Regions from separate parts of the Homo sapiens genome. Here region 1 is linked to region 2. A link is a loop called in an ENCODE intact Hi-C map of the cell type or tissue named here. Cell type or tissue: ascending aorta. All regions are shown on one strand. Each heading gives the region's core, and the rest is flanking DNA. Links, peaks and the distances in the headings are about the cores only. Region 1 overlaps FAM193B (family with sequence similarity 193 member B). Region 2 overlaps PDLIM7 (PDZ and LIM domain 7).

Region 1 (2,500 bases), core at 1-2,500, 51 kb after region 2:
TCCAAATACTTGAAGACTTTTCTGATGAAATTGGTGGTGATATTAACAAATGTTATCTTTTGGCATTGTAAAATGAAATGGAAAACATTTGGAAGATGTGCAAAATCCAGTGAGCCTATTTTCCAAATGACCAAAGCATGATGGATTCAAAGCACTGGCTCGACCAATAGATTTTAGTGTAAATGAGTATGAAGACTTCACTGATATGGGCTCAAATTCAATAATGGAAATTATTTGGAAAGGCTACTGAAACATTCCTCCCTTTCTCACTTACATATTTGTGTGAGGTTGGATTTTTTTTCATATACTTCAACCAAAACAATGTATTGCAAAAGACTGAATACAGAAGCATATATGAGAAGCCAGCTTTAGTCTATTAAGCCAGATGAAAAGAAATTTGCAAAAATGAAAAGAAGACCATTCTTCTAATTTTTTTTTTAAGATGAAATCTCGCTCTGTCATCCAGGCTGGAGTGCAGTGGCATGATCTCAGCTCACTGCAACCTCCACCTCCCATGTTCAAGCGGTTCTCCTGCCTCAGCCTCCCAAGTGGCTAGGATTACAGGCGCCTGCCAATACGCCTGACTAATTTTTATATTTTTAGTAGAGACAGGGTTTCACCATGTTGGCCATGCCGGTCTTGAACTCCTGACCTCAAGTGATCCGCCTGCCTCAGCCTCTCAAAGTGCTGGCATTACAGGCATGAGCCACCACACCTGGCCATTCTTCTAATTTTGTTTTGGAAAATATAGTTTTCATTAAAAATTGTTATGTTAACAAGATAGCTTTAATATTGTCTTTCTTAAATAAATTAGTGACAAAATATTTTAAAGCTTTCTCAGCTTTAATATTTAATTTGGTAAGTATCAATAGATATAAACAACACAAACAAAAGCTCTTTGGGTTCCTCAATAATTTTTAGGAATATATAAGGTCTCCTGAGGTTGGAGGATTGCTCAAGCCCAAGTGACGGAGGTTGCAGTGAGCCAAGATTGCACCATTGTACTCCAAACTGGGTAACAGTGAGAGCCTGTCTCAAAAAAAAAAAAAAAAAAAGATAGCTCTCTGGGGGCATGACTCAATTTTCTAGCTTGGCCTTTCTGTCCACAATTTGGGAATAACCCATTGCCAGACCAGACAGCTGTCAAGGACTACTCTGAAGCTGGATTGAATTTCCAGCACTCAGCGTGGCCTCATTCATCCCATGGATTCTTTTTCATCTCCAGAGTTTGTGTATGTTCGTACAGGATTGCCCCAAGACACATGCTGTATCTAACCAGCTGCCCTGCAACAGGTCCCAAATTCTATTTTGAAATGGCCCATTAGAGCACTCTACTCTCAAGGCACCCAACTCCAAGAGCCTCTCTGTCACCAAGGCAGGCAGAGGACAACACCAGCAGCTAAAATTCCCTTTCAGAAGCAGAGAAAATGATTAATCCTCAGCCTAGAAAAACTCATTGTCATAGTTATCATCAGTCACTCTTCCATTCACCCATTTATTCCCTCATTCAACATTGTCAGAGTCCCTGTCTCCTGCCAATTGTGCTAAGTGCCGGGAAACATCTACCCTTGACAATTCCTATTCATTCCCTAAGATTCTGGTCAAAGGTCAATGAAGCTCTTGCTGGTCAAGCTAAGCACAACTGATTCTATTTAGTATAGCATCATCAAAATGTGCCACAGATGTATTCTGTCTGTTCCTAAATTCCTGGTAGAATGTGAGCCCTCTGGGGGCAGTGTGTGGACCTTGGTCATTTAAGTATGCCCAGGAACCTAGGCTTGGCTTGGGCCTGACACATTGCAGGCATTCACTGAATAAATAAATGAAAGCTTAAAGCCCATCTGGCTCATGTCTCAGCTGTTCAACACAAAGGCAGAATTTAAAACAGAGCCAAAACAGTGCATTTCCCAACATGCTATGAGTCACTCTGAGCCACTGATGAGAGGGCAATCAGTGAGAAGAATCTCAGACTATTCTAATGCTGACAATCAGAGCTGCAGTTAATTCTAAGAGAGCTGACACAACCCCACCTCAGTGCCCTGGAGCTGTTACCCAAACTTCCATGCAGGCTGTGGGCTCAGGCCCTTCCAGGAGGTAGAACAGCTGTTTCACACTACGAGACTAGTCAGTGGAGAATCCTTTCTGGTTGTACAAGCTCGGTTGGGAGTGAGTCTCTCTGATCCTAGTGACCTTAACCCTAAAACTTTCTGTTTTAATATCCCCACAAGGCTAGCTCATCCGCTGAACTGCCTCCTGGGTGCAATGAGCCACAAGGAGGGCCCAAGCCGCAGATTTACCTGAATCCTCAGGTCAAACTGCCACTCTGCTACTCTAACCCCAGCACACGTTACTCATGGAGGAGGAAGAGCATGAATTTTGGGGACGAGACACACAGTTGTGAGTTCAAATCCCAGTTGCCATTTTCAATATGATCTTGGAATATTACTCAATTTCTTTGAGCCTCAATTTCCTCATTTATGAAATGGGAATAAAACCATAT
Region 2 (4,399 bases), core at 1,463-3,962:
TGTTCTGAGCTTCGATGTGTGTGAGGCTACCCGCATTCTCGCCATCGATGCTCAGCACCCAGTCACCCACGGCCACTCCGGCCTGCGCCGCTTTGCCCCCAGGAGTGAGCTGTGGAGAGAGAAGCAAAGTGACCGAGGCCCTGGACCCTGCAGACCCAAGCCAGGCTGACGGTGGTAACACTGCCCCACCCAAAGCTGTCCCACTTCCAGAACCCAGAGAGCTCTTCATTCAACATAGTTCTAGGCAGCTGCTGGACACTAAAGCAACCCAGGAGGTGGTGGCGCTCACCTGAGCTTCACAATTTCCCAGTCACACTGCTTATTTATTCACTGCCAGACCCTCTCCCTCAGGTGGTGCTCACCTGAGCTTCCCCAGTCACGATGCTTATCTATTCACCGCCACCACCCTCCCCCACAGTCCAGAAATTGCTATGATGTCCACAAACAGCCACGCTCAGGCTAAAGCCCAAGTGTTTCAGGAGGACCATTGCCTTTTGAGGCTCCTGCTGGCCTCCTGCCCAGGCCACTCCACCTACCAGATATGCCCTCTGGCCCATGCAGGGGGCAGCTTCCTCCCCGAAACCACCGGGGGCTCTTATGGACCTCTCACCCCCCAGCACCCTGTCGGGGGCCATCTATAGGGGTCTGCTGGGACCCTTTGAGAGCCAGGAACAGGCCCTGTTATCTCCCGGTTCCCTGTGAACACTGCCTGAATGGGACCTAAGTTGACAGCTGGGACTTCGTAGGCCATACATGGCTGTCACTCCCAAGCCCTCGACTGCCAATTTCCCCTGACCCCAATCCTTCAGGCTCTTGAGCTGGGAGTCCCTGGTTCCTGTGGCAATGAGTAGAGACAGTAGGCTGGGAGAAATGGCTGCCACCAGCATGAGCTGAGACCATCAGGAATGACTTTGAGGAAGCGGTGGGCCTCGGTAAAGGAGAATGGCGTGTGCTGCCTAGCGGGTGAGAGTTCACTTACGATGGCTTTGAATGCCAGGGGAAGGGACCAGGACTTGGCTTTGAAGGTAGAGGGGCTACTGGCAGTTTTAATGTCTGGGATTGGGTATCTCCCAGGCCCTGAGAGGGTGACCCTGATAAACCCCTTCCAGGCCTCTAGCCCAGCCCCAGCAACACAGGCAGGGCAGCTTGACTGGGTCCAAGCCTAAGGGACCACCCAGCCATCTGGCAAGAGGCCTGGCACTGCATCAAGTAGGCTTTTGTGAGGCAGTGCTGGAAGACAATTTCACTGGGTGGGGGGGATCTGGGGGGGTCCAGGCTGCCAGTGGCCCCAGGAGGCTCCTCAGGTGGGTCAGTGCACAGACTGAGCTGAGGCAGGGAGAGGGGAGGCAAGAGGTTTCAGAGAGATGTCAGAGGGCAGGGCAGCCAGGCACAGAGCTTGACAGCACTGGGAAAAGAAAGGCGAGCTGGGCTCAACATGACCTCTTGCTTGCGTAGGAGGTCAGAAGGCTAAGAGAGCTCGGCGGCCCCTTCCTCACTCGCTAGATAAGAAGACTTGCTTCAGTTTATTGAGCACCAACTATGCTACATATTGACACTGAATCTTCCAACAACCTTGTGGAGTAATCTGGGATTTTACCCATTTTGCACTTGCAAATGTACACAGAGAGGTTAAACAACTTGCCTCAAGTCACCCAGCTAGTAAGAGGCAGAGCCAGGAAGTGTCTCTGACCCTAAGGCTCCACCACTGTGGGCCACCTCTGCTGAGCATGGGGGCCCAACTGAGGGGTCAGCCCACCTGGAGACACCCTGAGCCACTCCCTCACCTTTAGTTCAATCCAACTAAATCAACCCCTTATACTGTGTATGGGGAAGTGACACCCCAGAGGGGAAGTGACTTACTCAAGGTCATGGTGAGTCAGTAGAAGGGAAACCTGGCCCAGCCACTCCCTGCCCACAGGGCTGGCTCCTGGGAGCTGTGGGCTGAGCCCGAGGTGGGGGTCTTGGGGTGCAGCTAGCTGGCTCCTGGAGAGGGGGTGGGGGGCGGGGACGGCTTCCCTTCCCAGAGTGAGGAGGGCAGGAAGCACAGAGGATGAGGGGTGTTCAGAGCGTGGGGAGGGCAGCAGGAGAGCAGAAGACAGCGCTGGGCGGGTGGCTGGAGAGAGGCAGGGAGGGGCTCAAGCCAGGGGCAGGGTAAGGCCAGAGGAACCAAGGAGGGAAAAAGCCAGGGGGCTGGACCCTGCATGAGGTGGGGGTGAGTCAGCCTGAGCAGCCCAGCCCCCCAGTCCCAGACGTTACCTCATCTCCCAGGCCTGGGCCCACAGCCAGCCCTTGCCCCTCCCACCTCCCTCCATTCTGGGGTCAGGGGAGGGGGAGGGGGCTGGCCTAACTCAGAAAAGCCCACCTCACCCACCCATGTGGGCCCAGGTCCAACTCCAGGGCTGGGATCAGCTAGTGGCCCCGCCCACATGCCAGGGATGCTGACCAGGGAGCTGGAGCCCGGAGTGCCCCCAACAGGCCATATCTGAAAGTCATCTCCATCAGGGAAGAAACTGAGGTTCAGGCTCCCCAGACACACTGGGCCAGCACTTTCCCAGGGAGCAGGACGTCAGGTAGGTTTCAGGGCTGTGTGAGGGCTATGTAGTGGGACGTGTGTCATAGGGCAACCACTGCCTCACTACCCTGCTGGCGGGGCAGGTTCCAGGAGAATGCCATCAAAGGACCCCTGAGAAGAGCACTGCTGGCCTGCCCACCCTAACCCCCACGCCCAGCTCCTACAGACAGACTCCAGCTTGAGCCCCTCCTCAGGCCACGACCCTCTGGGCCCCTCCAGGCTGGGCTTGCCTTGGGCTTCCTGACAACAGCTGCCTGCCCACCCGGCGCCTGGGTGGGTCTCTTGGGGCAGGCGGATATAGGGGCAGGAAGTCCCCACCCCCTCCTGACCCCCAGGCCAGTCAGAGATGCCAGCCGACAGGCTGGCCTCACCCACTCTGGGCAGGCAATTTGTTGTGTCTCACAACTGGACCATATAGCTGGAGCTGCAGCCTGGTGACCAGCTGAGAGGCCCACCAGTGGGGTTCAGGGGGCCAGGCCTAGGCCAGCCCTTTTCAGCTCTGCAGACCGCAGCCACTGTTGGCCATCCCAGCGTGGGGCTGCATTCTTGGGCTTATAAGGCAATCCCCCTGCTACAGGGAGGAGCCAGCCTCCAGCTCCACCCACACCAGGGCAGGCTCTTGGAAGCTGAAGTTAAGCCCCTAGAATGGAGCCCTGTCCTACACTTCTGCTTGGGGTCAAAGGCCACCACATCCTGAATGGGAACAGTGGATGTGGGTCCTTACATAGGCTGGGGAGAGACCCCTTCTACCCACAAAAAATGTACGCCATGCTGTGCCTCAATTCCAATCCCTGCTTCACCATGGACTCGATGAGCGAGCCCCGCCACCTCTCCATGAGTTCTTCTCTCATCTGGAAAAACGGGATGAGGATTGCTATTCCCTGGGCGGCAGTGAGGCTGAAGTGAAATCCTATAGTCACAGTGTCCTGCCTGGGGCCTGGCTCCAAGCATTGCCACCTCAAGTTTAGATACCTCCTGAAATGTTAGGCTCCCATCCTGCACAATGAGCCTCCCTCCAGCCCTCAGAGGTGGCCACAGGAGCTTGGGAGAACAGCATCGGGTACAGTGCAGGGCTGGAGAAGCCTGGGTGCTCCCTCCCAGTATCCACCTCATTGGGAGTCCTTGTGGCAGGCAGGTACCACTACATCTCCGGACCTAGACATCTCCTGGCCTGCTGGCCCCTGACCAGCTCCTGTTAGGACTCCCCCCATCACCCTCTGGAGACCTAAGCACCGAAAGACCGCTGGGGGAGCCCCCTCCCCAAACCTAGGCTCACCCGGGAAATGGAGAGGGGCACATTGAAGTCCTTGCCCCCTTGCAGCCGGAAGCCCCAAGGTGCTGGCCCCTCCAGCACTACTTTGAAGGAATCCATGATGCCGGCTCCTGAGAGGAGAGAAGAGAAGGTGAGTGGCCAGCATGGTGGGCGGGCAGGCAGGCAGGCCGGGCCAGCTCAGGATACCAGCCTTGGACAGGGGCCAGGCAGGCACGGGCAGCCCCTGAGCACGCCCAAGCCATAGGAGGCAGGTATTTTGTCAGGCTGGCCTGGGCTGCTGGCTGGCGGACCTCACTTTGGAAAGACAGGAGCAGCCCCCCTCCCCTTGGGACTGGAACGGTGAGGGGTGCCTGAATCCAGGCTTGAGGTTCTTTGCAACCAGGGGTGGGCCGAGGGACTAAACTGGCGCGGCCTCCCCCCAAGCCAGCCTGGAGCCTCGGGCGGCCGGGTGAGTCAGGGGCCGGCTCTCCTCTCCCCCGCCCCCAGGTCCCGGCAGGCAGGCCGCGGCTGGAGCCTGCTCGGACTATATAAGGCGTGTAAGCTGACACTGTGCG

The links. Hi-C counts contacts between places; a loop is a spot of excess contacts. Peaks named below come from ENCODE experiments on the same cell type or tissue, not always from the same donor. Only the 100,000 strongest peaks of a DNase experiment are listed, where the experiment ranks them.
Region 1: a loop joins it to region 2, with 4 times the contacts of the local background. A loop is called at or near these places in 10 of 110 quality-filtered maps.

The regions. Positions count from the first base shown.
Region 1 is chr5:177,544,623-177,547,122 of GRCh38, forward strand. The region is part of intron 1 of FAM193B (family with sequence similarity 193 member B); the gene reads right to left. Among named protein-coding and RNA genes, the nearest start is that of FAM193B, 8.7 kb to the right of the region's middle. In ascending aorta, for the core only: no CTCF peak of the experiment used is centred there; DNase peaks (open chromatin) are centred at 579, 999 and 1,859; H3K27ac peaks cover 2,500 bases.
Region 2 is chr5:177,492,569-177,496,967 of GRCh38, forward strand. PDLIM7 (PDZ and LIM domain 7) reads right to left here. Exons shown (of 13, transcript NM_005451.5): 2 at 3,849-3,955; 3 at 1-109. The coding sequence starts at 3,944. Among named protein-coding and RNA genes, the nearest start is that of PDLIM7, 2.8 kb to the right of the region's middle. RefSeq lists enhancers at 1-351, 3,688-4,399 and silencers at 2,144-2,293, 2,240-2,534, 4,232-4,311. In ascending aorta, for the core only: CTCF peaks have their summits at 2,488 (motif pointing left), 3,672 and 3,883; DNase peaks (open chromatin) are centred at 1,876, 2,293 and 3,033; H3K4me3 peaks cover 2,500 bases; H3K27ac peaks cover 2,500 bases.